4 separate regions of the Mus musculus genome follow, and regions 1, 2 and 4 are each linked to region 3. Evidence: chromatin loops called from intact Hi-C (ENCODE). Cell type or tissue: heart. All regions are shown on one strand. Each heading gives the region's core, and the rest is flanking DNA. Links, peaks and the distances in the headings are about the cores only. Region 1 holds the start of Gm12610 (predicted gene 12610). Region 2 holds the start of Cdkn2b (cyclin dependent kinase inhibitor 2B). Region 3 overlaps Mtap (methylthioadenosine phosphorylase). Region 4 holds the start of Cdkn2a (cyclin dependent kinase inhibitor 2A).

The links. A loop is a pair of places that touch in the nucleus more often than their neighbours do. Peaks named below come from ENCODE experiments on the same cell type or tissue, not always from the same donor. Only the 100,000 strongest peaks of a DNase experiment are listed, where the experiment ranks them.
Region 1: a loop joins it to region 3, with 3 times the contacts of the local background. A loop is called at or near these places in 10 of 42 quality-filtered maps.
Region 2: it touches region 3 in a loop (8-fold over the local background); 4 of 42 quality-filtered maps call a loop at or near these places.
Region 4: a loop joins it to region 3, with 3.0 times the contacts of the local background. A loop is called at or near these places in 11 of 42 quality-filtered maps.

What each region holds. Positions count from the first base shown.
Region 1 is chr4:89,291,516-89,299,406 of GRCm38, forward strand. It overlaps Gm12610 (predicted gene 12610), which reads left to right and starts at 3,665. Exons shown (of 10, transcript NR_132431.1): 1 at 3,665-3,682; 2 at 5,038-5,195. It also overlaps a transcript of Cdkn2a not described here. In heart, for the core only: a CTCF peak has its summit at 3,399; DNase peaks (open chromatin) are centred at 2,786 and 3,546; H3K4me3 peaks cover 1,821 bases; H3K27me3 peaks cover 2,298 bases.
Region 2 is chr4:89,306,513-89,311,945 of GRCm38, forward strand. It overlaps Cdkn2b (cyclin dependent kinase inhibitor 2B), which reads right to left and starts at 4,520. Exons shown (of 2, transcript NM_007670.4): 1 at 4,154-4,520; 2 at 1-802. The coding sequence starts at 4,285. The coding sequence ends at 542. The region is part of intron 2 of Gm12610 (predicted gene 12610); the gene reads left to right. In heart, for the core only: a CTCF peak has its summit at 4,133 (motif pointing left); DNase peaks (open chromatin) are centred at 4,139 and 4,549; H3K4me3 peaks cover 1,336 bases; H3K27ac peaks cover 461 bases; H3K27me3 peaks cover 796 bases.
Region 3 is chr4:89,141,806-89,149,696 of GRCm38, forward strand. It overlaps Mtap (methylthioadenosine phosphorylase), which reads left to right. Exons shown (of 8, transcript NM_024433.2): 2 at 6,384-6,470. Among named protein-coding and RNA genes, the nearest start is that of Mtap, 8.4 kb to the left of the region's middle. In heart, for the core only: CTCF peaks have their summits at 3,749 (motif pointing right) and 4,717 (motif pointing right); a DNase peak (open chromatin) is centred at 3,766.
Region 4 is chr4:89,279,094-89,286,984 of GRCm38, forward strand. Cdkn2a (cyclin dependent kinase inhibitor 2A) reads right to left here and starts at 3,099. Exons shown (of 3, transcript NM_001040654.1): 1 at 2,893-3,099. The coding sequence starts at 3,018. In heart, for the core only: a CTCF peak has its summit at 3,195; a DNase peak (open chromatin) is centred at 3,128; H3K4me3 peaks cover 627 bases; H3K27me3 peaks cover 2,448 bases.

The DNA of each region.
Region 1 (7,891 bases), core at 2,140-4,639, 150 kb after region 3:
TGCAGAGAGCTCCTAAGAACGATGGATACAGGAGTAGTTATTTGGCAGAGGAGACCTTGTGATGTTAAACAGAAATGTGTATTGGTACGGGAGAATGCACCCAGCGCCATTTGCTTACTACTATTGACGACTAACTCCCTCACAGAATTTTATCATATATATTTTCAGTTATCTAGGGATAAAAAGTTCTAATGAAAGCATCCACAGAAACTTATAAAAACGTTGAAATAATGACATTTTATATAGATGCATCAATAATTTGTGTAAAGAATGTCTAAAATGTGCAGCTCAACAACCTGAGTCAACATAATTAGCACCACATAAGTCAATACAAGCGTGGTTAATATGTAAACATGAGGTACATAATTATAAAAAAAACCATTGGTGATTAAAACTTCAAAAATTTCTATTCCGTGCTTAGTTTCAAGTAGAAAGCTGGGGAAGTGGACATATTTTAGCACACATTTTATCTAAACAGTATGTTCTATTATCAGATACTTGTTGATACTTGGGCCTTTTACATAAAGAAAGCACTTCTAGATAATTTTACACATAAGTCCTAAAAAGTAATTTTTACTTGTGACCATAAATGGTTTCTTTCAATAAACCCATTTTTATTATTCTGTATATTCCGCACAGTGCACATTCTGCACTACAACTCCTAATGCTATAAGTTGACATTTTAACTTTGCGTGGTGTTTCATTTTGTTTCAAATAGCGCAGGATGACCTTGAATTCCATACATAATAAAGGACTACCTTGAGCCCCAAATCCCCTGTCTCTAGTACCAGCCAGTCCCCAGTCCGTCGTCCCCCCCACCCCCAGTGCTGGAATTTCAAGGAAGTGCTACCCTATCCAACTTTGCCTCTTGGGGAGAGGATCCAGGACTTTGCACATGTTAGGAATGTAGTTCCAGCCCTTTCTGTAACTCTAAGGAGCCATGATATTGTGTTTCATATTCCTAAAAATATACAATTTGCCCAGGCGTGGTAGTGCACGCCTTTAATCCCAGCACTCGGGAGGTAGAGGCAGGCAGATTTCTGAGTTCAAGGCCAGCCTGGTCTACAGAGTGAGCTCCAGGACAGCCAAGGCTATACAGAGAAACCCTGTCTCGACCCCCCCCCCCCAATATATATATATACAATTTATGTATGCTTAAAATTTCTACTTCCTAACTAGAGCTTCCCCCAGGCACCAAATTACTTGTATAAAATAATTATATAGGGAGAAATATCAACTAGAGTAATAAAAGAAAATTTTAAAATAGAGCTGAGCATTATCAACTCAAACGCACATATCACAAAGCTAGATGTTTTCTGCGTCGATGTGTTTTTCTGCACAACTACGCTGTGCAGAAAAAAAATCACCATTAAGGAGGACGCCTAGGGTCCAGTGAATGCTTTTAAATGAACTAAAATCAAAGCTAGAAATCAAGTCACAAAATCCTTTATAAACGCTCTACTAACTTTTGGAAAAATTCAAATTCAAATCCCTTTAGTCCCAGCACTGGGGACACCGGCAGAGGTGGATCTTTGAGTTTGAGGGCAGCCTGGCCTACAGAGTGAGTTCCAGGACAGCCAGGGCAATATAGAGAAACTCTTTTCTTGAAAAAGCAACCAACCAAACAAAAACCAAACAAACAAGTTTGAGAGTTTTCCTTTTCTGCTCTTTCATTTTCTTTATGGTCCAGGCCACTACACCAGCTTCTCTAGCCCTCCTGCGGAGTGTTGATAGTTTTACATTTCCACCTAAAAGTTAATTGATTGTGATAAAAAAACAAAACAAAACAAAACTTTTCCAGGGGGTGGGGAGTTCACTTTTAGAATCCCCATATTCTCTAAGATATTTTGCACGCTGTGTGTACATACTTTTTTTTCCCTTTCAGTTTTCCAGATCATGAGATGTACAAAACGTACCACAGATTCTATTTTTCACGCACTAGGCCTCATTTAAAACCTATGTTAATTGTGGTTTGTTATTCTTAAAATATTACTACTTCTGACTCCTCCGGGACCGCAGGTGTAAGTTGTAATCCTGCACCGAGAAAGCACTGAACAAAAAAGTTTCAGTGAATTTAGGCCAGCCGGTAAGAAGGGTTCACCTCTATGGCCAGTCAAGTCTATATGGGCCCGAGAAATCCTAGAGAATCCTAGTGCTTGCTATCGGGTAGCAGCTATTGATTATATTTAAAACCATGATATGTTGTCTTCCTATTTTAGGAAGTCAATTCTTGTTCCTGCTGTCTGTCTCTGTTTCTGTGTCTCTCCCTGTCTCTCTCTCCCTTTGCTACCCCTGAGAGCAGGATTGAGGGCCTGGTGGATGGGAGCGAAATAAGTAATCCCTTAGAAAACAAAACCCTTAGCAGGTATTCCCCCCCCCCCCCACTCCACCCCAGGGCCAAATAAAGTGCTCTGGAAAACAAACCACCTTACCTAAGGTCGTGTGTGTGTGTGTGTGTGTGTGTGTGTGTGTGTGTTTGCAGTTTCCTAACATAACGAGGAAATGTTGGGGCCACTCATTTCTAAGATAGCAAACAGGTTTAGAAAAACTCTTAGGCTTTTTTTTTTTTCTTTTTTTCCCCCCTTTTTTTCTCCTTTTTTGCAGGGTTGAGGAGGACCGTGAAGCCGACCCCTTCAGCCTCACCGTGTGCAAAGTACTCCATCTCCCGGGAACTAAGCCGAAGGGGGAAAGCGACCCCTCCCCTCCCCCACCTGAAGTCCCCACCGGGGCCCGTCCTGCTTCTACCTCGTGGGGCGGATGCACAGAAGCACGCGGAGCCACGGCACCTGTGCGTGCAGCTTCGGAGGGCCTTTCCTACCTGGTCCAGGATTCCGGTGCGGCCCTCTTCTCAAGATCCTCTCTAGCCTCAACAACATGTTCACGAAAGCCAGAGCGCAGCTCGCTGTCCTGGGTCTCCGGGATCGCACGAACTTCACCAAGAAAACCCTCTCTTGGAGTGGGCGGCCCGCGCGCTGAATCCTCACAGTGACCAAGAACCTGCGACCCATGCTCCCGCTGCTGTACTCCCTCAGCGGCGGCCTCACTGTGACAAGCGAGGTGAGAAGCGCCGCCCCCAGCCCCTTCGGCGTTGAGGCACCTCGAGACCCACGCGCCGCCCCCGGCCCATCTTTGCTCCACGCCCATCTCCGCCCTCAGGCGCGCCCCCGAGTCCCAAGGCGCGCGGTCCCCAGTCGCGCGGGAAAGCTTCCCAGAGGCGCCCAGGGGGAGGCGCGCGCGGGCCCTGCCGCATCCGGGGTCCCGCTGCCTCCCGCGCAGGGCACGCTCCGGATCCCGCTCGCTTCGCTCGCCACCCATCGCGGTGACAGCCAGCGCCGCGGGACGCGTGCGCACCGCCCGCCCCCTAGCAGTAGCTGCGCCCTTTCGCAGCCGGCCGGCAACGTCTCCTGCGCCGATCGGCTTTCGCTCCGGTTAACTTTCGGGTCCCGAAACTTTCGTCTATGCCTGACGCCCCTCGGCGAGGTTTCCCTTGCTCCGAGTCCATCTATAAAAAGAAGAAAATAGGAAGATCGGCGAGGCCAGCCATGGGCCGGCCCGCCAATCAGGACGCGCGCGGGCGTTTTGAACCCTTAGCGGTACGCTGCGCTCCTCCGGTTGGGAACAGCGCGCAGAGAAGAGCCGCTGCGTGTACCCGGGACCAGGGCCTGCACGCCGCGGCGGACCGGTAAGTGTGTCCCGGCCAGGCCCCCGCGCGGTCGGGCAGACACGAGGCCGCAGCCCGAGGACGTTGTTTATTTTCGGTTTTAAGCGCGAGCATCCCCGGCTCTTCCTCTTTCCCCGCCCCGCGTCGCCTCCTTCTCCGGTCCCCTCCCCCCTCCCGGCTGCCCCCTTCTCCGCTGCCTCCTCGCCTCCTTCTCCGCCTCCACCCCGGCCCCCGCGAAACAGGAAAAGTGGGGGAAGGAGAAAAAGGAGCGGTTGACCCGAGGGCCGAGTTGATCGGAGCGCCGGCCGGGGACAGAAGGAGCGCGCTTGGTCAGTCCTAGCTCCGCGCGGGTCCGGAGCTCGGAGATTGAGAAAGCGGGAAGTCAAGCCCAGGATCCCCGTAGCAGGCCTGCCCTGGGGTCCAGTGCTCACGGGACAGAGGGCCATCCGTCTGGACTAGTTCTGAGTTCACCGGCGGGAGCCTAGCTGATCTGGGTGGCCCAGATGTGCAAGATGACGTGGGACCCAGGCTAGCTTTTGGAACCTGGATTAGCGGCCCTGAGACTTGGTGGCCTTTCATTACGAGCGCGGGCCTAGTGGTCTGGCTGCAGTAAAGTAGCAATCCACAGCAGGGTGACAGCTGGCAGGGTCTTATAGAGCGGATTCCAAATGCCAGTACTAGACATAGGAAGATGGCAAGGCCTGGAAATAACCAAACTAACCCAGCAAAGGCCTTGCTGCAACTGAGAGCCGCAGGGCAGGTCCAGCTGCTGCTTTTCCATCTTTCCCTCTAGTATGTGACTTTGCAGTGGAACCTTTCAAATCTAGGATCGAAGAATGGATCCGTTAAATAAAATGAGTTTTGAGGGCTCCCTGAGTATCAGTGTAGGGTTAAAACAAACCAGTGCATACCTTGGGTTAGCTCCACAGAGAATTTGAATTTCCCAAATACCGTGGGTGGCCCTGGGGCTTCGGGCTACCCTACCTGGAATTTTCTCCCTCTTCAAAAAGCTGCTGCTCCTCCAGGTATCTGGGCAGAAGGCATTTTCCCACTTCCTAGGGCTGCCATTTGAGTAAGAGAGCTACTAGAGCTCTTCTTTGAGGAATGTAAATATGAAGCTTTGGACTTTTAAGTTCCATTCCCTGTTGCCTGATGTCTATTCTCTGTCTTTTGGATGAGAAGTAACCGCAGTTTCATCTTTGTGTAAATACAATCATGAAGGTTGTTGGACTTCTAAGTGACTTTTTGGCTATGTGCTCTTCAAAAATAATTAATAATGAACTGATAATGAATGTGTGTTTTTACTTAAGCTGAAAGCACCCATTTTATCTTCAGAGTTGTCCTTTGAATACGAGACTTTTGTCCTTATTTTACAGGTGACAAGTCAGGTGGAGAAGCTCAAGTCTTGAACTCTGCTTGGTTTCCCAGGTACAGGCTAGACCCCACCCACGATGATCACTGAATCACCAGGTGCTGAGGCCTCTTTCTGTTGTCAAGAGCCAGAGACAACTGAAAGAGCCAGAGACAATTGAAAGTGAGTTATCTGTGAGTCACTTTGCAAACAGAATCATTGACAGCGGGGACTTCTCTTTGCTGTCTTCCAGTGGCCTAGAAAACTGACAGTTTTGTATCTTTTATAAAAGAAAACGGTATTCTGTTTTGGATTAGCAAACTCATTCTGTAGTGAGAAGAGGAAGTGTTCCTCTCCTCCCCACACAGTGTTAGGGAAGATATTCATCTGGGGCAGGGGGCTCGGGGGTTGGGTGGGTTGGGGGGGGAGCCTTTTCCATTTTTGAGGGGTTCTAGAAATAGAACTAGAGTTCCAGGCAAACACTCCCATCACTGAGCCGCATCTCAGCTCTGTAATTGGCAAACTTCTATTACTGATTTTTAATCTGCATTGTAGGGACCCAGATGCAAATCCCTATGACACAGAAGACACCACAGGGCTGGCTGGGGAGATGGTTCAGTGGATCAAGCACTTGCCACACTAGCACAGGGACTGAATTCAGATCCTTGTAATCCCACTGCCATACAGGTGGAGAAAGGAGATTCCCTGAACAAGGTTGCTAGCTGGGCTGGTCAAATCAGTGTGTTGGGTTCAAGGGAGAAATTCTGCCTCAGTATGTAAAGTGGGGGAGACTGACATTCGACTTCACCTTTAACCCTCACACATCCATCTATACACAGGAACATGATTACACATGCACTCCTCCTAGAACTTATTCAGTTAAACAAAAGAGGCCAGTGAGTAACTGGGCATGTATTTATAATACCTGTACTATAGAGGCCAAGGCAGGGAGAATATGAATTTGAAGCCAGCCTGGGAGACCATGTTTTAAAACATCCACAACAAGGGCTGAGATGATTCGGTGGATAAAAGCACTTACTATACACACATGAGTGCCCAAGTTTGAATACCCAGAGCTCAAACTGGGCCATAGTAGTCTGCCTCTATAATCCCAGTTTCAACAGCTGGCTGGTAGGTGGAGACAGGAGAATCTCCTGAGGGTCTGTTAGCTTGACATACAGATCAGCAAATAAGGTAAAAGACAACCAACCTTAAGGGCTGTTCTCTGATCTCCCCATGTGGGCCCTTACACATGAACTTGCATACATGTATACTCACACCAAAGAATAAAAAACAAAACCACCCAAAGCTGTAAAATCTTTCTTATTATGCTTTTAACTACCCCCACCCAAAGATGGAGATTTGAGATGCAAAAAGATCTGCAAAGCATATAAAATACGTTATATACAAATGGCCAAAGAGTAACTGAAAATATAATGGCAGTAAGATAATGTAAGCAGAAACAATGGTATGTAGCTGTAAGTGAGAGAGAAAGGGTGACAGTGTTGTCCGGGCGGGTGCAGTCTTTCTGGATGCTATTAGAACTCACTGCAGGTATTTTGGAAATGCTTTACAATGGTATCCTTAGATTCCGGTGTTTCATCCTTGTAATTCAAGTAAGTATCCAGAAATACAGAAATATGTGAAAATATATATCCATACATATTATACTTACAGACAGCATATGGAAGTATAGGAAACCGCATGTTAAATGGTCGTGTATGTTTATATATTTTATATAAGTTTCGAATCAACAAGTCTAGTCGTAAAGCTCATGTATGAAAAATGTGTTTTCTAAGTATATACATACATATCTGTAAGCATGGGAAAGTATATGTGTATAAAGAAAACTTGTGAGCTAAGACTTTTCTTTGCACAATTCTCTTTGTACACACATATATAGATAAAGCTGCTCCTTTTGCTGCAGAAATTTCACTTCAATTTATTTCTCTCTGGATCATGGAAATGTGAAGAAAAGGTTCTTTATGATAGTATACAGTAGCAAAAGAAAAGGGAATAGACCTGAAACTTGATGTATTAGTGACTTTTTGTTTTCTAAAAACCATGACCCATCCACCAAATCAGGACTCAGCCACAAATACAAAACTGTGAAGCTGTGAAAATGGAAGTGCATCTGTATATGTGGGTGGGGAGGGGGGTTGGGGGGCTGTCAGAGAGCTTGTGCTAGCAGGAGGGAGTCGGTACTATGAGTGTGATCCTACTTGTATTTTAAATGTGTTGAGGTAGGTATGTTTACAATTATACACATTCACACACACACATATATATAGTATATATATGCAATATAGATATATAATAAATATATATTATATGTGTTTATATATAAGTATATATGTAAACACACACACACACATATATATAAAATATAGTTAGTTTCTGGATTGATACTTAAATATTTTGAGTAAACTGCTAACTTTGGATATTAAAAATAGTTTAATTCTTTTCAGTGTTTTGAAGTTGCTTTCCAGAAGTATAGGAACTTATATGTTAGATGGTCGTATATATTTATTTTATATAAAATTTGAATCAACAAATCTTGTCTTAAAGCTCATGTATGAAAAATATGATATATATGTATATTCATACATATCTGTTGCTTTTCAGTAACTAATGGGGCCAACACCATCATGGTCTAAATATACTAAATATTTGAAGGTAGAATAGAATATCATTTAATTTTTTTTCCTAGAAAGAAGACAACATTTATTTTTCTGTTTACTTTAGGATTTAAACAGACCAAAAGCCACTGCAAATCCTGGAGTAGGCTTGTTGTGGTAACTCTCAATATCGGTGGCTGTCCAGAGACTGGGGTGGTAGGTAATAGGGTATGACCAGACAGTTTTCAGGCATGGGTATAG
Region 2 (5,433 bases), core at 2,907-5,406, 170 kb after region 3:
ACTATTTCCTTGTCGAGCTGGAGGTGACTTCTCAGTTTCTATAAATGCCATTTTGCAGGTGAATCCCCACACATGACAGTACATAAAACCACTTCAGTGCCTCTCATCTACTCTCCAGGTTTCCCATTTAGCCTGTGGATCATCTGCATTTTCAGTTCACAGGGGAAGGTACTGACTGCACCCACCCAAATGTCAAACAAATGTCAAGCTGTCTCCAGTTCCCCTGCAGCAGCAGCTTGTGGAGATCCAAGAATTTCCCTTGCTATTTTACACCGCGTCCTGAAAGGTAGAGGGCCCGGGAACTTCATACAATACTAAATCTCCTTGGTGATCCCCTTGGCTTCAAGGTGAGGCTCAAGGACCAGATCCAGCTGCAGAAAATGCGTAGGAAGTTATTTCTGATTGGCTTTGTCTTACTGGGTAGGGTTCAAGTTTTGGAAGGCCTGCAGGCTGGGCGCTGGTGGCCCTCTTCGTGCTTGCAGTCTTCCTAGATGGGGCTGGGGAGAAAGAAGTCCTTGCGGAAGGCGGAGGGAACCCGCAGTCAATCTCCAGTGGCAGCGTGCAGATACCTCGCAATGTCACGGTGGCCCTGCTCTTCAGCCAAGTCTACCGGCAGGCGGCCCCAGGCGTCACACACATCCAGCCGCGCCCCTGCCCGGTGCAGCACGACAAGCGTGTCCAGGAAGCCTTCCCGAGCTGCGTCGTGCACAGGTCTGGTAAGGGTGGCAGGGTCGGCGCAGTTGGGTTCTGCTCCGTGGAGCAGCAGCAGCTCTGCCACCTGGGCGCTGCCCATCATCATGACCTGAGGGGAAAAGAAGATAAAGAGCCTCAGACATTACAAAACTGATACTGACGTTTCTAGTGGGGTGGGGGTGGGAGGCAGCAAGGGTGCTTGCAAGCTTCAGGTGTCTGATTTCTCTTTTGCTTACTCAATCCATTCCCCACCCATCATAGCCTAGGCTGAACTCAGCATAGATTCCATTTTATTCTCCACAGGTGAAGCAATAAGAAAGGGCGGAGAAATGGCTTATTTCTTATATGAAACGTTGGACAACAGAGACTTATTTCGTTAAGTGATTTATTAGCTTAGTCTGAACTTTATAAAAAATACTTTATTTTACCCTTTTCCTGAAAATCGACCTTTCCCCTCACATAAATTCTGCTTACGATATCCCCTCCTTACATTCCCAGCTCCTCCCCATCTCCCTTCTCATCGGATTGGATCGGTTCCCTTGTTAGAAAACAATCTGGCCGGCCCGTGGTGGCTCACACCTTTAATCCCAGCACTTGGGAGGCAGAGGCAGGTGGATTTCTGAGTTTGAGACCAGCCTGGTCTACAAAGTGAGTTCCAGGACAGCCAGGGCTACACAGAGAAACCCTGTCTCGAAAAAAACAAAAACCAAAATCCAAAACAAAACAATCTGGCTTCTAAGTGATAGCATACAATATAAGACAAGACAAAAACTAATACATTGGAATTGAACAAAACAGAGGGGAAAAAAGCACAAGAGAAGGTACCGGACTCAAGAGACCCACTCTTTCACACACTCGGGAGTTCTATAAAAACATTAAACTGGGAGCCATAATATAACACACAAAGGATCCAGTGCAGGTTAGAGGTGTAGGTGCAGATGCAGACCGCCTTAGTCTCTTGAGTTAAGAGCTTTGATCATTCAGAGGATCTTGTTTCCTTGGTATCCCCCATCCCCTCTGGCTCTTACACTATTTCTACCTTCTCTTCTGCAGGGTTCCCTTAGCCCTGTGGGGGAGGGAGGTGATGGAGACACCCACTTAAGCCTGAGTGTTCCAAGGTCTCTCATATTGTCTGGCTGTGGGTTCTGTATCTGTTCATGTCTGCTGTAGAAGGAAGCTTCTCTGAGGATGGCTGAGCAAGACCGGACATGTCTAAGTACAGCAGAATGTCATTTTATTGGTACTTTTTTTTTTTTCCTTTTTTGGAACAATACTATTTGGTTTTACCCTAGTTTGCTGAGCTATAGTCTCTGGACCTTGATCACTCAAGCAATGTCAGCTCCATCTTGTGGAGTGGGCCTTAAGTCAGGCATTATTGGTTGGTTACTCTCATAGTTTGTGCCAACCTTGCCTTGTCTTGCAGGCAGAACACCAGAAACCAGGCTTTATATATAAAGTTTCATATTGTTTCCCTCTAACCCTCCAGGTCTGGCCAACCATACTCACTGGTTAGTTTGACACACTAATTTGGGAAGAGGAACCTCAGCTGAAAAAAGCCTCCACCAGATTGGTCTGTGGGACATTTTCTTGGTTAATGACAAATGTGTATGTGTGGGGGTTCCAGTCCACTCTGGGTGTATGTCCCACATGTCCTGGAAGAAAGATGGTTGACTTTGAGCCTTGAGCAAGCCAGTAAGCAGTGTTTCTCCATGATCTCTGCTTTGGTTCCAGCCTTGACTTCATCAGAAATGCACTGTAGCAATTAAATGTAAGCCAGTCAAAACCCTTTCTCTCTAAGCTCCATTTGCTCCTGGTGTTCCTCACAGCAACAGAAAGCAAATGAGGACACCACATAATGGGTTGTTTATTTGTTTGTTTGTTTTGAGAAAACAAACAAGGCAGTTTTTAAAAAGGTTTTGCTCCTTCAATGTCATGAATGTCTGTGCTCACACACTGTATGTAGTCTGATCATTTGTGCATAGGAGATCAGGAGAAAGCTGTCACATCCTAAGCTTATATAACATTATGGAAACAAAGCCTCTTAGAACATTTTAACCTAGTATGATATACAGTGAACATACACTGTAACATGAAATTAACATTCATTTATATTGTACAAAAATTTTAATGGTGATTTTGTTTCTGTATAAAAAGTTTGACTCTTACCTAAAATCAAAAAATGCATAATTAAGAAAAACCAACAACGTTTTGAAGATGCACTCCCCATTGCAGCTATTTGTGTATGTTGTACACTGTGCAAACATTTGCTTCTACATTTTAAGTTAGTAATAAAACAGGTTTTGGTATCTGTCTTAAACAGTCACTGGTTCTGGTGGACCTATGTGCTTTGAAATTTACACAGTGGCAATGATCATGTGACAGTTTTAAATTATATTAACATTAGAAATATTCCTTCCTTCAAGGAACACAATAACCTTTTTCTTTCTTTTGGCGAGGTAAGGGCTGTTTTTACAGCGGCAAAAAGATTTAAAAGTTTTTAGTAAAAGCCATAAATAAAATTTTTTATACGGTCTTTATACTCACTTTACAATTTTTTTTTAACTTTTAAAAAATTCTTTTGTTAAACACCCCTTTTTCATAAAAACTGAAGAGAAATGGTACCTTTCCTAAACCATACTATTAACAGGAGTGCTGATTTTCATAGTCCCAGAGATGGACAGTGAGGTGAGTGAAAACGGCGACTATATTAATCATCAGGAGAGCACAAAAGCATTAGTAAACACTGAACAAATGTATCTCAATTTGTCCCTAAATGAATGTTTAGGGAACCTCTTTGTCGTCCCGAAAGAAAGGACCCAAGTGTTCTGTTGGGAGGGCTGTGCCTGTTAAACAGTGAAAAACTACACATTGTTACTGCCCGCATACAAGGAATTAAGTGCTGGGTTGGAGAAATCCTTAAGTTTATGAGGAACGAGAAAAAAAAAAGGATTCATACCGTTGTTCACAAGTTCACAGTGAACTCCCTCGCCCCACGCACTCCAATTCTGTGGGATTCCCCAATCTAGGCCATGTAACCGGTAATCTCATCGTTATCGTGTCCTTCTCTCTATCTGACCCTCCCTTTTACAATTTGCTCTCTGAGTGTTGGCTTCTTTCTATGACTGTAAGATGGCAGAATAAATACTGGTATATTTTTCCACCTTTGCAGCAAAGATTCGGGGGCTGGAGACATTGCTCCCAGATAGCGCACTTGCCCAGCTTGTACGGAACCAGACCCAGCGTCGCAAAAGGAAGAAAAAAAAAACCAATCTAGTGCCGAGGGATGTTTCGATCGTTTTTGTTTTTCAGGATTTTTGCTCTTGCAAAACCTGCCTCCCGTCGGGCCCGCACACAGCCAGCACCAGAGGGCTGCCCAGGTGGTGCCCAGTTACAACTCACAGCCGCGGAGGGCACCGCGCTCGTGCGCCCTCTGCCGGTAAGGCCTGGGGACCCTCGCTACCTGGATTGGGCGCCTCCCGAAGCGGTTCAGGGCGTTGGGATCTGCGCCGGCTTCCAGGAGCTGCCGCACCGTCTCCACTTGCCCCCGCGCCGCGGCGGTGGCCAGGCCCGCGTCACTGCTGCCGCCCAACATGCCCTTGTCCCCGGTCTGTGGCAGAAATGGTCCTTCGCCGGCCGTGAGATTGCTACAGCCTGGTCTCTGAGCGGCTCCTCCCCTCTGGAGACCCAGTAGCTTCGGTGAGCGTCCTGGGAACGCTCGAGCGCTAGCGCCTGGGAACCGCACCGCCGGCACAGACGACTCACGCCGGGTAGGGAGCCCGCAGGCACTGAGCTGCAGCGTTCTGCACCGCCGCCGGCCCCGCCCCCTCAGACCACGCCTGCTCTCTAACCCCTCCCCCACACTTGGTGACGTCATGAGACAAATAGGCGGGGTGGGGTGGTATCTGAGAGTCGGAAGATCTTAGACGCCTGCGCAGAACTTTAAGCTTCCTAGTCTGGAACTTACCGTGGCCGGTTGGCTATTTTTGAAAAAGTTGTGCCTCTGCACTCAGCAGGCGGAGCAGAGGTCTTTATTTAGCTCAGGCCTGCAGGTTTCGCTTTGGAGGCATCAATCGCGCTTTTGCAATTGACTGACTGAAAGAAAGCCTTTAGAGTGAAAAATTTCTACTTTCTGAAGCTGTCTGAAAGTTGTAACATCTGTCATGCAAGGCTAGTTCATCTCTAGGCGGTATTTCACAGTTAGCATTAGACCAAGCAGTTTTCACTTGACAATGTCTTCCTATTTAGTCAGCCAGAAGAATAATAACACATCCCAAGGATCCTGTTTTGCCTGTCTTTACATTTTTCCCCTTGAGCTTTGGTTGTAATCCTGAAGTTAATTTTTTTTTTTTTTTAAAGAGAAAGGTAACATCACACACACAAAAGTAGATGATAAGAATTTAAGATCTCTGGACGTGTGCCTGTACTCACCTACTTGAGAGGTGAGTTCAAAGACAATCAGTATATAACTAACCAGGCCTCCTCCCAAAGCCCCTAAGGTCCAGATCCAAGTGTGTACTGTGTATCTTAGTTTGCCCTCTTACTGGTTTAAACCCACCTCAGCAAGTATTTGATTTTTAGTTATCATATGTAATAAAGAGCATTTATGCAGGAATAATGAAACAATAACACTCGGGTGTGGTGCTGGGCCTGTCATTAAACAGGGTGAACCTGTCATTAAAGCCCTCTCTGAACGTAAAGATCAAGTGCTGCCTGGCTCCCGAATCCTGCTAGGGGAGACCA
Region 3 (7,891 bases), core at 2,416-4,915:
TTGGTTAAAGACCCCTAGGCCATTGCCTGAGAGACTGGCTAGTTAGGAGAGGTAGGAACCGCTGATTTGTGTCTCTGTCTACAGAGGAGATAAGGGCCTGAGTTGCCGTGAGGAAGTCACTTTTCCTTCTTGGTCTGTTGTTAGGAGTGGTAGGGTATGGACCGGAAACTGATACCACGACGTCCATTTGATTTCCATGCTCGTTCGGCATGCTAATTAAAAGTCTGAGCCACATAGGGAAAGAAAATGAGGAAACAAACAGATAAGATAAATATTTGTATATGATGGTCCCGAGATCCTTAACTGGGAAGAACTCATTGGCTTGACTCCGTTGCTTCTAGAGACATTCGCAGTTGTCTCCCTGCTCCACGGTTATACCCTCCATCAACACGTGCCCTTCTCCCTCTTAACTTCCTGTTCTCAGAACCCCTAAGGTTCCATGGAGGGCCCATCCAGATAGTCTCCCATCTCATCTTAATTTATTTACACTGAATAATATTTGTAGGTTCTGAGGTTGGGGTGTCAACATCTTTTTGGAGGAGCCTCTTGCATATCCCCTGAGAACCCGAATGCTAACGGTTACAGCTGTTAGGAAGTGGGGAGATGGAACAGATAGGAAGTCAGCTTTGCTCTGGAAGTTAAGTCCCATGAGGCATGCGGCTAGCCTGGGTATCGGGACTACAGATGTAGCCGTATCAGAACTACAGATGTAGCCTCATTTTGCTACCTTGCCGCTGTGATTTGAGCAGCTTTCCTCTCCTCCGCACCTCGATATTCTGCCTCACCATAGGGTCCAAGTGACCACAGAGTAAAACTTTGAGCCAAACCTTTCCTCCTTAGGGTTGATTTTCTCACATATTTTGTGTCCCAGTGACAGAATGCCAGGTGACTAGCATAGGAAGGGGTCGTTATGCGGCCTGATATATTCCTCTAGCTCATATTGTACAAATTTGTGTTTTAAGCAGAGCAACACACTGGAACCAACCAACAAGCTTCGGATAAAACGCATGCTTTGGATAAAATCCAGTTATCAGATCCTCTGCAGTTTGGGGTCTGACATTTGGCAGAGAGGGACTGCTGATATCCATCAGCTGAGTAGCAAGGAACTTAGGCCACATCCTGCCCTTATTCCACAAGCAAAGGAGACTTGAAAGGAGTGCAGTGAGTTTTGAAGAAGAGGCCCCGGAGAAACCAAATAGTCCATTTCAGCTGTGAAATGTGCCAGCTTCGGGGTGCCCGGGGGCTGTTTGGATCTTCCAGCCTTTCCTAATTCCTCTGACTTCTATGACTGTGTTAGGTTGCTGGGATGGCCTTAGCAGAGCTCAGTGGGCAGTATCTCACAGTACTGGAGGCTCCTTGTCCCAGATAACCAGAGGGTTGCCAAGAGAGTTGGTTTCTTCTGTGGTAACCCTCCTTGAGGTTTGGATTTGGGGTAGCCATGGTTTCCATATATTTTGACCAAAAAAAAAAAAAATCCTCAAAGAGAATAATCAGTATGTTGCATCCCAGGAACATGGATACAAGTGGCCCCAAAGAAAATGTTCTATCAGTGGTTTCATGAAGTTTATTTTGTTACAGGATAAAATTCAAATACACTGGTGGGAGCTGAGATTAGACAGCATACAGCAGAGCAGGAAGTCTCTCAGATTCCATCTGATGAACGCCTTAGCTTCCAGTTGCTACAACTTGGTGGTTTGCTAAACCAGAAGATTTTGCCTCCTGGAAACTAGGATGTTAGATAGGTTGTGGGTGGGCAAGAGAACCAGGGGTGTGGCCTAAGATTTGACTCTGGATCAGCCCCAATCCAGAAGTTCTAATCAGTCCATCAGCCCTGTAGAATCTTTAAGCTGGGGGTGGCCTCTTCTCTGGGAGCTTCAATGTGCAGGCTCCTTGTGCTCTTCCTTCTGGGTGTATCTGTGTCCGTTAGGTTCAACCCTGACTCCAAATCCACTCAAGTAGTGAGCATCACAACATCTGTATATAGGTTTGGACTGGGGCACAGTCTGGCCCATAGGCGTTCCCTGTGGAGAAAGCTTATGTTAGGGTTTTACTGCTGTGAGCAGACACCAAGACCAAAGCAACTCTTTTTTTTTTAAAGATTTATTTATTATTTATTATATCTTAAGTACACTGTAGCTGACTTCAGACACACCAGGAGAGGGCATCAGATCTCATTACAGGTGGTTGTGAGCCACCATGTGGTTGCTGGGATTTGAACTCAGGACCTTCGGAAGAGCAGTCAGTGCTCTTAACCACTGAGCCATCTCTCCAGCCCCCCAAAGCAACTCTTATAAGGACAACATTTAATTGGGGCTGGCTTACAAGTTCAAAGGTTCAGTCCACTATCATCAAGGCAGGAACATGGTAGCACCCAGCCAGGCATGGCGCAGGAGGAGCTAAGAGTTCTACATCCTCATTTGAAGGCTGCCAGCAGAATACTCACTTCCAGGCAGCTAGGACTAGGGTATTAAATAAAGCACACGCCCACAGTGACACACCTACTGTAACACGGCCACACCTCTCAATACTGCTGCTCCCAGGGCCAAGCATAATACAGACCATCACATTTACTTTGGGGATGTGCTGTCTAGTTCGTATTGCAGGTTTTGTACAGACCTCTCGGGCGCAAGCATTTGGTCTCTTGATCCCCGTAAGTCAGGACCATAAATGGGGTCCTATAAAACCATACACATAGTCCCTCCATATTTGTTGGTGGTAACTGGAGCTGAAGGACTGAAATCCCAGAGAGGGATTGGGCTAGATCCCACCCTAGCTGTCTTTCCTCACCTTGAACTTGACATGCTCAAAAGCCACCCATTTCGTTACATGGGTTCATCTCAGCTGTTCTATCTTTGGTGTTTGTGAGTACCTCTGGGAGGCAGGGCATACAGGGCTCAAAAGGATGGTTCCTGAGACCAGGCAAGGTAGGTGAAGTCCTGGTTTTGAGGCACCAGGGGAAGTACATAGGGTATGTATCTGGTTTTAGGGAATGTAGCTGTAAGGTCCAAAGTCGCAGGCATTCTTTTTGAGGTGACTGGTGGGAAATCTAACAGTTAAACATGTCCCTCTTTCAGAAACCTTGTTTTGTGTAGTGAAGACTTTCTGGATGTACAGAGTTGATCCATCTGTTCTGTCTCAGCCCTTTAACCCATTTTTAGGCATTCTAGAGTCACCTGGATTTGGGATCTGATAAGGTATTGCTGCCTCCTGAGAGTGGTTGATGGGTTTCTCAGTGGTGTCCTTGATCACGGTTCTCAACCTGTGGGTCACCACCCCTTTGGGGATTGCATAGTAGATAGTTACATTAAGATTTATTACAGTAGCAAAACTACGGTTATGAAGTAACATCATTTTATGGTTGGGGGTCACAAGTCAGGGGCTGTATTAAAGGGTCACAGCATTTGGACAGTTGAGAACCACTGCCGTAGATGCTCGCCCAGCTACCCAGAGCCTCTCTACAGTGTGTTCCGTCACCTTGAGCAAAAGCTTGCCCCGACCAAGGGTTAGTCTCTGTATCATGGGCAGTGACCCTTTCTAGTAGACTTTGAGCTCCTGGAAGTCCCCAGAGGATGTTAGGAGTTGGCACACGGTGCTCAAGCTGGAAAACGGCGTTGCTGCTCTTTTTGTAAAGCAGGAATAATGCCATAGGACCTGTGTAAGAAGAGAGCATCTGTGAAAATCAGATACGGTTCAGCGCTAACCTGGGGTGAAGTGCTTGGGAGCTTCATCCAGCTGTACTTTGCTTGTGCTGCCAGCAGGTGGTGCTGTGGGCCACATGTTGACACTGCAGGCCTCCATCAAGGTTCTGTTTGTTCCCTGGTGTGGCAGTACAGTATTCAGTTGCCAGTCTGGTTTCCTGTAGCAGGTGTAGGTTTAGGTGTGGGTACAGGTTTCCATTAACAGTGAGAGCCAGCTGGATGACCGGGTGGGCTTTGTAGACTGCTGTGGTCTTCTTGGTCAGTCTGCTTTCCTGCCAAGTACTACCCACTCCTCGCTAAGGGCTGAGGTCCCTAGTGCAGGCCCGTCGTGTCGCTGGGAGGGTTTGGACTGAAGCAGAGCTGGCAGATGAGGGAGGACGAGTTTCAGGAGCTAGCCTGTTCCGATTGCTGCTTCCATTCCTACTGTGCTAGCTTGCTGCATTCTGAGAGTACTTCCAAAACAAAATGAGATCTGTTTCGTATTCAAGCCTGAAAGGTCAGTGTTGTCAGTGTTGACTCAGAATCTGAGATGGGGTAGCCTAGGGGACTTCTTGAAATGATTAAGCAAAGCGGTCATAAGTAAAAAGTTTGAAGGTTTTTTTTGTTTGTTTGCTTTTTGTTTGATTTTGGCTTTTGTTTCATATTTTGTAGCTCAAGCTGGCCACAGGCTCCCTATATATCAAAAGACAGTCTGGAACTTCTGATCCTCCTGCCTCTAAGCCTAGTAGCTAAATTCCCAATGAGTCAACTGATAGTTGTTTCTTCTGTTGCTTTCTTTTGCCCAGTGTGAGGACATGGGCTGGACAGTCTGTTAGCCCAGAGATGTGAAAGATACAACGGAGAAGCCACGCCAGCAGAAGTGCTGGGCTTTTGTAAAATAGAATGATTTTATAGATTGGTTGACCTTAAGCATATTAAACAAATAACTGTTGTTGATTTGAAATCACCAATATGTTGACTGGTCAGTCTTTCCCCTTTAGTTGATATAAAATACATCTGCTGTAATTTCAATAATGTACCACAAGGTGGCATCAGTGTCAACTGTTTTAGCCACCAGGAAATGTAAATCTGCCATCCTACAGCAAAATCTCATAAATTCTTTAGTTTGGAACTTTACCCTGTTGAGCCAGAAACTTCTATTTTCCTTTGTAAGAATATTATTCAGTGACAATTCGTTTACACCCTTTCATTGTAAAAAGTGCTGGGGTCTTTTTCTATGAGCTTTCTCCCAAAGTCCCATGTTGTAGCCTGCTGTTGACCTGTTTAAGTCCTGTGTTCTTTAGGGAGTCAACATAAAGTTTCATAATGATAATGTTACTTAGTTTTTTAATGTTAAGACTTTAATGTTTATCTTTGTAATTGTTCTGGTTTGTTTCTTAGGCTTTGTTAGATCAACTCAATTTTTTTTTAAAGATTCATTTATTTTTATTTTATGTGCATTGGTGTTTTGTCTGCATGTGTCTGGCAACCATATATGCACATTGCCTTCAGCAGCCAAAAGAAGGTGTCGGACCTCCTAGAGCTGGGGTACAGATGGTTGTGAGACACTGTGGTTGCTGGAAATGCTCATAACTGTTGAGCCATCCCTCCAACTCCAGATCAACTCACAGGATCAGGTTTCTTTCTCCACTTTTTATAAGAACATGGATTTCCAGGAAGTCTTAGGAAACTGAAAAAAAAAATGCTTAAACATAAAAAATTAAAACTACTAGCGGGGAGGGGGGTGGGGGGGTGGCGCACACCTTTGCAGCCAGCCTGGTCTACAAAGTGAGTTCCAGGACAGCCAGGGCTATACAGAGAAACCCTGTCTCAAAAACAAAACAAAAACAAAATTAAAATTACTTTGAATAAATATTTGAATTATACAATGTATGAAATACTGTCTGCTGTATATGTATACATATGAACAGCCTTTGACTTAGTATATATATATATATATATATATATATATTAGTATGGGCTTGTCATGTCACTCATCTTTAACCTGCATTCCCTTCCAGGTGGTTATAGTGGCATGCAAAGAAAATTTCTTATAAAATATCATGGTATAGTAAAAAGAAAGCATTATCAAAGAAATAGGCCTAAGTTTTTATATCAAGCTTTCTTTACTCCATAGTAAATGTGGTAGAGAAGCAACCTTGATCAGAAAGATCTTTCTACAACTTTTGGGCTCGATTTCTAACCTGAAAGTCACGTTCTGTTTATTTGTGATTTAATTGGGAGTAAATGTGGTGCAGTCAGAAACAGCGGCCTATGTTTTGGCTATGTCAAGAATGGAAGGGGCTGGAGAGATGGCTCAGCAGTTAAGAGCACCACCTGTTCTTCCAGAGGTCCTGAGTTCAATTCCCAGTAGCCACATGGTGGCTCACAGCCATCTGTAATGGGGTCTGGTGCCCTCTTCTGGTGTGTCTGAAGAGAGCAATGGTGGTGTACTCATATGCATGGAATAAACAAATAAATCTTAAAAAAAAAATAGAAAAGACCATCGGGTTTTATTGTTTTGTTTGGGGGTTTTTGCTTTGATTCTTTTTAATTAAAGGGCTTGTTCTTCAGGAATCTTCAGAGTCATTGCCCTTTGGGGATTGGCAGGAATGAGAATGGGCCTGTAAATACGGTTAGGTATCTTTGCTTAAAGTGAACTATGACCAGCTGTGAGCGTCTTCTTTCTTCTCCTTTCTCCCCTAGATTGGAATAATTGGTGGAACAGGCTTGGATGATCCCGAAATTTTAGAAGGAAGAACTGAGAAATATGTGGATACTCCATTCGGCAAGGTTAGTGTCCGGCTGACGGAGTGCGGGCTTGGCCGGTGCTTATGCCTGGCTGGCTTTGTTTTTACTAAGTTATTTATTCACTTTACATCTGTATCAATTCTTCTTCCTCCTCCTCTGGTCCAGTCCCTCCCTCCTACTCCTCCCCCACCCCACCCCCCTTCCACTCTTCCTCTCCTCCACAGAGAAGAGGGGGCGTTCCAAGCTCATCAGCCAATCCCAGCACGTCAAGCAAGGCTAGGTGCATCCTCTCCCACCGAGGCTGGACAAGGCAGCCCAGCTAGGGGAAAGGGATCCAAAGGCAGGCAGTGTCGTCACAGACAGCCCCCGCTCCCACGTTAGGGTCCCACATGAAGACAAAGCTGCTACTTATGTGCAGAGGGCCTAAGTCCATCCCGGTCCTGTACTCTGGTTGGCAGGTCTGTTTTTATGAGCTCCCATGAGCCCAGGTTAGACTCTAGGTCTAGCCCAGGTTAGACTCTAGGTTTTCTTGTGGTGTCCTTGACCTCTCTGGCTCCCTGAATCCTTCTTCCCCCGGGGTCTCTACATCAGCTTCCAACTGTTGCTGCATTAAGCTAAGCCCCTCCGACAACATTTTTGCTAGATTCCTGTCTGCGAATAGAGCAGAATATAAATAATACTGTCAGGAGTGGGCTCCCTCTCATGGCATGGCTCTCAAGCTGGGCCAGTCATTGGTTGCCCCTTCCCTCAAGTTCTGCTTCAGCCCTCACCCCTGCATATCCTGTAGGCAGGACAAATTGTGGGTCTAAGGTTTTGTGACTGGTTTGGTGTCCCAGTCCCCCATAGGAAGTCTTACCTGATTCCAGGAGATGGACAGTTCAGGCTCCATATCTCCCGTTGCCGGGGAATCTTAGCTAGGGTCGTCCTCACAGATTCCTGGGGGTTTCCATTGTCCTCGGTTTCTAGTTCATCCCAGAGATGTCCCCACCCCAATCCATTTGTCTTTCCCAGTACTCTCTCCTCCATTCTCCCTCCACATGGTCCCTCCTATTCACACCCCTCTCTCCTCCCCTACACAGTCCACTCCTTCTGTACCTCCCACCATGCCTAATCAATTTCCCCCCTTTCAGCAAGATTCAAGTGTGATCTCCTTGGGCTGTCCTTGTTGCTTGCCTTTTGTGGTTCTGTGATTCATAGCATGGTTATCCTGTACTTTATGACTAATATCCACTTATAATAAGTGAATACATACCATCTTTATCTTTCTGAATCTGGATTACCTCACTCAGGATGACATTCTCAAGTTCCATCCATTTGCCTGCAAATTGCTTGATGTCTTTTTTTTTTTACTAGCTGAGTAGTATTCCATTGTGTAGCTGTACCACATTTTCTGTATCCATTCTTCAGTTGAGGGACATGTTTCCAGTTCCTGGCTATTTATAAGTAAAGTTGCTATGAACATA
Region 4 (7,891 bases), core at 2,145-4,644, 140 kb after region 3:
ATAGTAAAGAGGACAACTATGTAAGTGGAAGCTCTGCTGCTCAACTGGAAGCTTGACTTGAGGCTGGAAGTCAAACTCCCAATACCAATGGGAGTGTTAAAGTCAGATCACCTGCTTGCAGTTTCAAAACATGAATAAAAGTCATATTGTAGTAACTGTCACATGACACTTTCCCCAAGTTGTTTTACTTACAATGGTAACTTTGAAAGGCTCTTTAGGGTATGCAAGATGGCTCTGCAGGTAACAAACAGGCTTTGCTGTCAAGTCTGACACTGTCCATTTTCCAGATTCATATGGTGAAAAGACGGAACTACATCCCATAAGTTGTCCTCTGACCTCCACACACAGCCCCCCCCCCAACTAAATAAATAAATCGGTACAATAAAAGAATTTATTTTAAGCTCTGTAAAGTTAACTGGACAATAAACTAGGCAAAATTTGCCTTAGAGAAAACAAGAAAACCCCCAATACCACTTTGTACAGAGAACCCACGGTTTTTGAACTAATTTTATCTAGGGCTAAGAATAAAGAAACTTTTGCTGATACTGGAATAAACTTGAGCATAGGTTTGGAATCTGCACTCAGACTATAGGAAGTTAAGGACAATGTTACACTAATGTAATTGATGCCCTGCTACCTGTGTCTCCTGTATGAATAATAACAACCACCCTGGCAACTTGCCTCAGGAACAAGTCTTGCTCCTAGTGCTACAATCTCAGGCACACTTCCTTCTCCTCAGGTCCCTGCTTCTGTTTACCCACCGCTTCAGCTGCCATCTCCTCCTCCTCTCCTGTTGAAAGTTTTAGCCTCAGGAGTCTTCTCAAGAACCGTATTAGCAACAACAGTCTTGCACACATTGCCAAAAAAACCAAACAAACAAAAAAAGAAACAAAAAACAATCCACATGGAAAGCCAAGAAGTTTGCCACTAGAACAAGCCTGAAGAGTGGACCTTGATAAACCTTCAGGAACTTCTGGCTTCTAAGAGGAAGATCTAATCACTTTGCGGTTCTGTGCTCTCTCAACTCCTCAAAAGTCCATCATCCCTCCCTCCCTCCCTTCTCCTCCCATGTGTTCCGTGTGTGTGTGTGTGTGTGTGTGTGTGTGTGTGTGTGTGTGTGTGTGTGTGTGTGGTAGAGGGGCTGGAGTGTCATCAGCTCATCCAACACGGTTTTGTTGGCCACAGATGGTTTTATAACTTCAGACATCTCTTATTCAGTGCTGATGGAGGCAGAGAAGAGAGGGAAGGCAGTGGACGTAGGCACTCAGAATTATGTGTGATTTCTAAGATGAATTTCTCTCTCTCTCATATATATATACACATATAAAATAATGAAGATAATATAATTGCACTAGTATTGCTGAATCATTCTCCGAAGAAAGTAAAACTAACTTAGGTTTCAGCAAAACTGTAAAGGAACTACAGAAAAGAGAAAGTAACAATACTGTGTGTTGAAGACCTCCATCTTGCTCATAAAATTGGTTTTAAAAATTGCTCACATCTGAAGAAAGCAATCACAAGTGGGGAGGGAGGGAGGGACCTGGGAGGGAAAGTAGAAGGGTTGGGGAGGGAGTTGGGGAGAATAAAAAAATAATAAAGGTAGAAGGGGAAACCCTGTGATAGGAAAAAAAATGCTCACATCTTTTATGGTATGGAAAAGTTGAAATAGCAAAAATAAAATGAATACTAAATCCTTTAAGAAAGTACCTTGGGTTTTTTTGTTTTGTTATTTTCTTTCTACTCTTCTTTTGTTAGGGGGGAGGTGTTTCTATACAGGGTTTTCTCTATGTCATCCCTGCTGACCTAGAACTGAAAAGATTAGTTTGCCTCTGTCTCTTGATTCTGGGATTAAAAAACAAACAAACAAACACCCCCAAAAAAACCAGCCTGGCTTATTTTTCCTCTTCTCTTCTCTTCTCTTCTCTTCTCTTCTCTTCTCTTCTCTTCTCTTCTCTTCTCTTCTCTTCTCTTCTCTTCTCTCTTCTAGGCTTATCTCCCCTCCCCTCCCCTCCCCTCTCTCCTCCTCCTCCTCCTCCTCCTCTTCCTCCTCTCCTCTCCTCTCCTCTCCTCTCCTCCCCCCCCCCCAGCATTTCTGCCTGAACATCAAATGGGTTATGGCTCTGAAACCAAACCAACTTCCTCCTTCCCCGTTAAAACTATCTACCCAACTTTCTTAACTTTTCTGTATTCAATGAATACGGTCCTCTCTTACATATTTTAGGACTCCAAAGGCAAACTTCTCAGCAACTGGTAACACTGCAAATGTTAAACTGCAAACTATAGACACGTTATTTTAAAAGGTTCACATTTATCTCGCACAACCACCCAACCTGTCTAGAATCAAAGAGGTTTCCACGCTTGACTTGCAAATGATCTCAAGGTCCCAAACTCGTTTGTTTATTTTTATTCTGTGATTTAAAGTGTGTAAAATATAGTCTATGTTGCAGTTTCAGAAGGCACCTTCCAGCCTTTTTAGTCAAGTTGAAACCGATGTTCTTTTTCTTCAGCTTATTATGCACAGGCTCTGGAATGCACATTTGTTTCACGGGAATTTTCTTTGTTAGAGTTAGAAAGGATAGTTACAGACATTTCTAGGGCCAGGACTCCTTTTAGGCTGAAACTTAGTAATCTGGTAAAAGCAAGACCAGAATTAATCAGCTGACAGTAGATGGGAGAAACAAGACTTCTCAAAAATAAGACACTGAAAACTCGATGCCAAAATGGTTTCACTATAACAAGTTAGTTTAATGGGTGGCTCCGGTGGGCAGCAGCAACAACAAAAACAAACAAACAAACAAAAATATCTGGGGTATGCATTTCAAATGGTAATTGAAATGTTATCTCTTCCTGAACAAAAGTTACCCGACTGCAGATGGGACACTCCTTGCCTACCTGAATCGGGGTACGACCGAAAGAGTTCGGGGCGTTGGGCGAAACCCCGGCTTCCAGCAGTGCCCGCACGTCATGCACACGGCCCTGGGCCGCCGCCCTGGCCAGTCTGTCTGCAGCGGACTCCATGCTGCTCCAGATGGCTCTCCTCGAGTTCGCTTTCCTCGCGGAGATTCAGTGCCCGCCCAATCGCCCAGTCGTGTGACCAGTGGGTCCCTCCTTCCTTCCTCTGAGGATGGTGTGGGGGGGGGGGGGAGCCACACTCTGCTCCTGACCTGGCTCCACAGCCCGCCATAGGTGGCGCTATTTGCCCTGAATATAGCATGAATTGAACACCCCTGAAAACACTGCTGTTCCCCCCACCTCCGGATGGGGGAGGGGAAAGGGATGGAGCCCGGACTACAGAAGAGATGCAGGGTTCAGGAGGAGAGCTGGGCGTTGAAACAGCGCTAAAGGATCGGACAGCCCCCGCCTGCTACCCACGCTAACACCCCTCCCCCATGCCTGGTCACCCTTTGACACGCTGGGCTCCTTCTGGACCCGCACAGCAAAGAAGTGCACACGTGTCTTCTGAGAAAGTGAACTAGTCCTTCTCGAAATCTCTCCTTCCTCCCCAGTGCAACACCCAGGTATTAGAAAAACGAAGGAGGGTAATTTTCATCACTACACTGAAACTTAAGGTATTTAACATCTTAGCAGAAAATTGTGTCATCTTTTATTCAGAAGAAAGAGCTACAACTTCGCCAAGCTGAGATCCCAACAACCCTAGCTCAAACAACTCATTTTGGAGGGTACCACGCCCAGTATGAAATCCGAATCTTTGCGAAGGATTTGCAGAAACATTTCTGATGTTGCTGTATCAGTGCTAGGATTCTGTACACAACTATAAAAAAGTGACGGGGTGAAGTCATCGGAGGGCAATCTGCTTATAAAGTATTTCTATTTTATGGGGCTGTTGTTTGTTTAAATGAGTTGGTGTGCTGCGCATAAACGTTGCACCGGTTTAAATTGTTCGTTAAAAACGTCTTTGCAATCTTGTGAGGCAGGAAGAAGAACACGCTTTGGGCAGAGTTACCAGTACTGGACAGAAGGGAGGATTTAAAAAGACAGTCCTCACCAGAAAGGCAATGGCCCTTTCTTCCACTCCTGGAACTCAGCATAAACTCAGAACTCTGTCTCCCTTCTGCCTCCTGGGTGCCAGGATTAAAGGCCTGGCATTATTTTCTGCAGATTTTGAATAATTTTCTCTCCCCATATTCTTTATATGGCCACAGCTATTTTTGACTTTGTATGTGTGTGGTGAGAATGTCAGTCATATCCTGTGGACACAAAACTACAGACAGACAGAGAACTGACCCCTCATTTACCAACTCCACGAATTCAAATGTGTGGGGGGGGGGGAGGGAGAGGGAGGGAGAGAGGAGGGGGAGAGGGAGGGAGGGGGAGGGAGAGAGAGACAGAGAGAGAGAGAGAGAGAGAGAGAGAGAGAGAGAGGAGACACACACACACACACACACACACACACACACACACAGAGACAGAGACAGACAGAGACAGAGAGAAAGAAAGGAGAGTCTCACCTTATATTATACCCCAGGTTGGCCCTGCTTCTGTCTCTTTAACTGCTGGGATTAGAAGCTGCTACCAAGCAAGCTGAGTTTAGTTTAAATAAACTATGTAAATTTTCTGAGGCTTTGTTCTCTCTCCTCAGGTTTAAGTAAATTATGTAAACTTCTTGAGGTCTGTAAGGAAAATAAAATTCACCTAGAAAAGGCCATTTTGGAGAGTAATGAATATTCTGTGAAAATCCAGGTATATAGCGGGTTTTCAATAAATAAAAATTATTTTGGAACACATACATGTTCTCTCATGTTAGTGATAGAGAATATTAAAAGTCAATTTTCTCTTTGCCCTAACTCATAACTGTGTATTCCTGCAGAAGTTATAAGAATCAATAAGTAATCTCCCTTCTACTAGTTGCGATTAATTTTCTTTTTGAGGATTCAACCCTCTAAAAGCATCACTGTGGTCGCAAAAGTTCCTGTGTTCTAACAAAATAACTTTCAGAAAAAACCTAGTCATTAGATTAAGGGAAGTGACTCTGGGGTGGGTCGCTGTGTCCAGTGTTTCCTCTGCTCTGTAGCCTACCACTTTTTCTTTGACTGTATTTCAAGAGAAAATTCGTATTCCAGGATGGCCCTGGGAAAATTAGGTTAAACAGGGGAACGGAGAGTTTATCCCTGATACTGGTTTATGTCTACCCCTTTATAAAGTCCCTTATGGAGTCGATTTTCCTTTAAAAATAAGTGTTGCCCTCTGATTGTTAACTGGAAGGAAAAATGGTGTATTGTGCATTTGTGTGTCTGGAACCTCAATTCTGAATAACTTCTTCAAAGGAGTTATAAGTTACCATAAATGACTCAAATGTCACATTCAAGACATTGTGAGGGGTTTGAAAATGACTTTAACACCACACACACACACACACACACACACACACACACACACACTTTTAAAACAATATTTAAAAACTGCTTTGAGTAAATTGCAGGGCTTTCCGTAGAAATCACTATACTAGGTCATTGAAATTGTTTGAGATCAAAGATAGATTAATAACAATACTTTTTGGTTTTAAAAACTACACTGATTTCCTACTACAGAAAAATACAGATATTATTATCCAGGTAGTACATGCTTTCATACAGGGGATCTATGCAGATGTAGCTATAAAAGCAGTGACTTTACACTAATTTTCATAGGGCATCTATGTCAGATTTGGCTAGGGAGTTGGTTGTTAGATGTATCCTACTTGGATGTTTGCAGGGTGTCTGACATCCTCTACCTACTTCTATATGTCATTATATAAATACCGCAAACTGCTGCCTTGGGCTTACAGCTAAAAAATAAAATAAATAAATAAATAAAATGGAATCAGAGAAATCCCTGCTGCTCCAAAACCACAACAGCTAGGAAGGAAAAGGAAATGATCCCAGGAAGTCAAAGGAAATGATCCCAGGAAGTCAAAGGAAATGATCCCAGGAAGGAAAAGGAAATGATCCCAGGAAGGAAAAGGAAATGATCCCAGGAAGGAAAAGGAAATGATCCCAGGAAGTCAAAGGAAACGATCCCAGGAAGGAAAAGGAAATGATCCCAGGAAGTCAAAGGAAACGATCCCAGGAAGGAAAAGGAAATGATCCCAGGAAGTCAAAGGAAACGATCCCAGGAAGGAAAAGGAAATGATCCCAGGAAGTCAAAGGAAACGATCCCAGGAAGGAAAAGGAAATGATCCCAGGAAGTCAAAGGAAACGATCCCAGGAAGGAAAAGGAAATGATCCCAGGAAGGAAAAGGAAATGATCCCAGGAAGTCAAAGGAAACGGATGTGATCCCAGGAAGTCAAAGGAAATGATCCCAGGAAGTCAAAGGAAATGATCCCAGGAAGTCAAAGGAAATGATCCCAGGAAGTCAAAGGAAATGATCCCAGGAAGTCAAAGGAAACGGATGTGATCCCAGGAAGGAAAAGGAAATGATCCCAGGAAGGAAAAGGAAATGATCCCAGGAAGGAAAAGGAAATGATCCCAGGAAGTAAAAGGAAACGGATGTGATCCCAGGAAGTCAAGGGAAATGATCCCAGGAAGTCAAAGGAAATGATCCCAGGAAGTCAAAGGAAATGATCCCAGGAAGGAAACGGATGTGATCCCAGGCTGTGTGAACACCAAGAATGGGCGGGCGTTCTTCTGCTTCACGCTGTTCAAACTGTGGTAGCGCAGAGCCTTTCCTTTTCTGCTTTTAAATCAAAGTAGAAACACGTAATTTATGGGAGATTTCAGGTTAAATCTGTGAGATGCAGAGACTTGGGAGCTCATAAGAACTTTGGCAATTATTATGTTGCCTCATGTTTTGGATTTTTCCACTGAATCAGTAAATATTCACTGGGACATAGAGATTCACACTGTGTAAGAGTGACTTAAGGGTGTTAAAAATGTGTAGACATGGGCCGGTGAGATGGCTCAGCGGGTAAGAGCACTGACTGCTCTTCTGAAGGTCCTGGGTTCAAATACCAGCAACCACATGGTGGCTCACAACCACCCATAATGAAATCTGATGTCCTCTTCCAGTGCAGTGTCCTTATATATAATAATAAATAAATCTTAAAAAAATGTGTAGACACCCTAAGCATGGTGGTACATACTGCTCATCCCAGCACTTAGGGGGCCGAGGATGTCTGGGAGCCCCAGGTTACAGAATGAGAGACTGCACATCAAAATACCAGAAAATGAAATGGTTTGTATGTTTGCTCCTAAGTCCAGAAGCAAACAAAGTCAGTGATATAGAAAGTATTAACCAGTGACATTTTACAGGTTGTGATATTTATCTGAGCTTTCATCTTTATACACAAGACAGAGTAAAATATCTAAAACCATAAGCACAATGAGATAATTAAATGAGATAATGCAGATCAGATTTCTCTATTAAGCTCCTCATAAATCACTTCTGAGAGAAAATATATCTTCAATATTTCTTTTGGAAGAGTGACTGAATGAGCTTCTTTTTAAGAAATGTGGAATTATGTAGAATATGTTCTGTTGTTAACTACTTGGTATGGAAACTTCAAAGTACTTCACATTACATGGGTTCTTACTTCAAAATATTTGAATAGTAAAAAGATACTACTTTTTATATAGAGGAGGATTTTCAGCTGAAGGAAGTCAGGTAGCTACTGTGTCTTTAAATTGGATGCAAGAATCACACAAAGGCCGAGTCAGATGATCTGGCAACTGAACAGAAGCCAGCAAAGCAAGAAAACAGGGACACTCAGAAGAGAAAGTAAAACACCAACAGGACACCTGGCAAGGCCAAGAAGAGACCATGACTACCCTGGAGAGGTACCCAGCTTGGGAAGAGCCTGTGACCACCCTGGAGAGGTACCCAGCTTGGGAAGAGCCTGTGACCACCCTGGAGAGGTACCCAGCTTGGGTCTTCTTACAGCTGTGCATTTTCCTC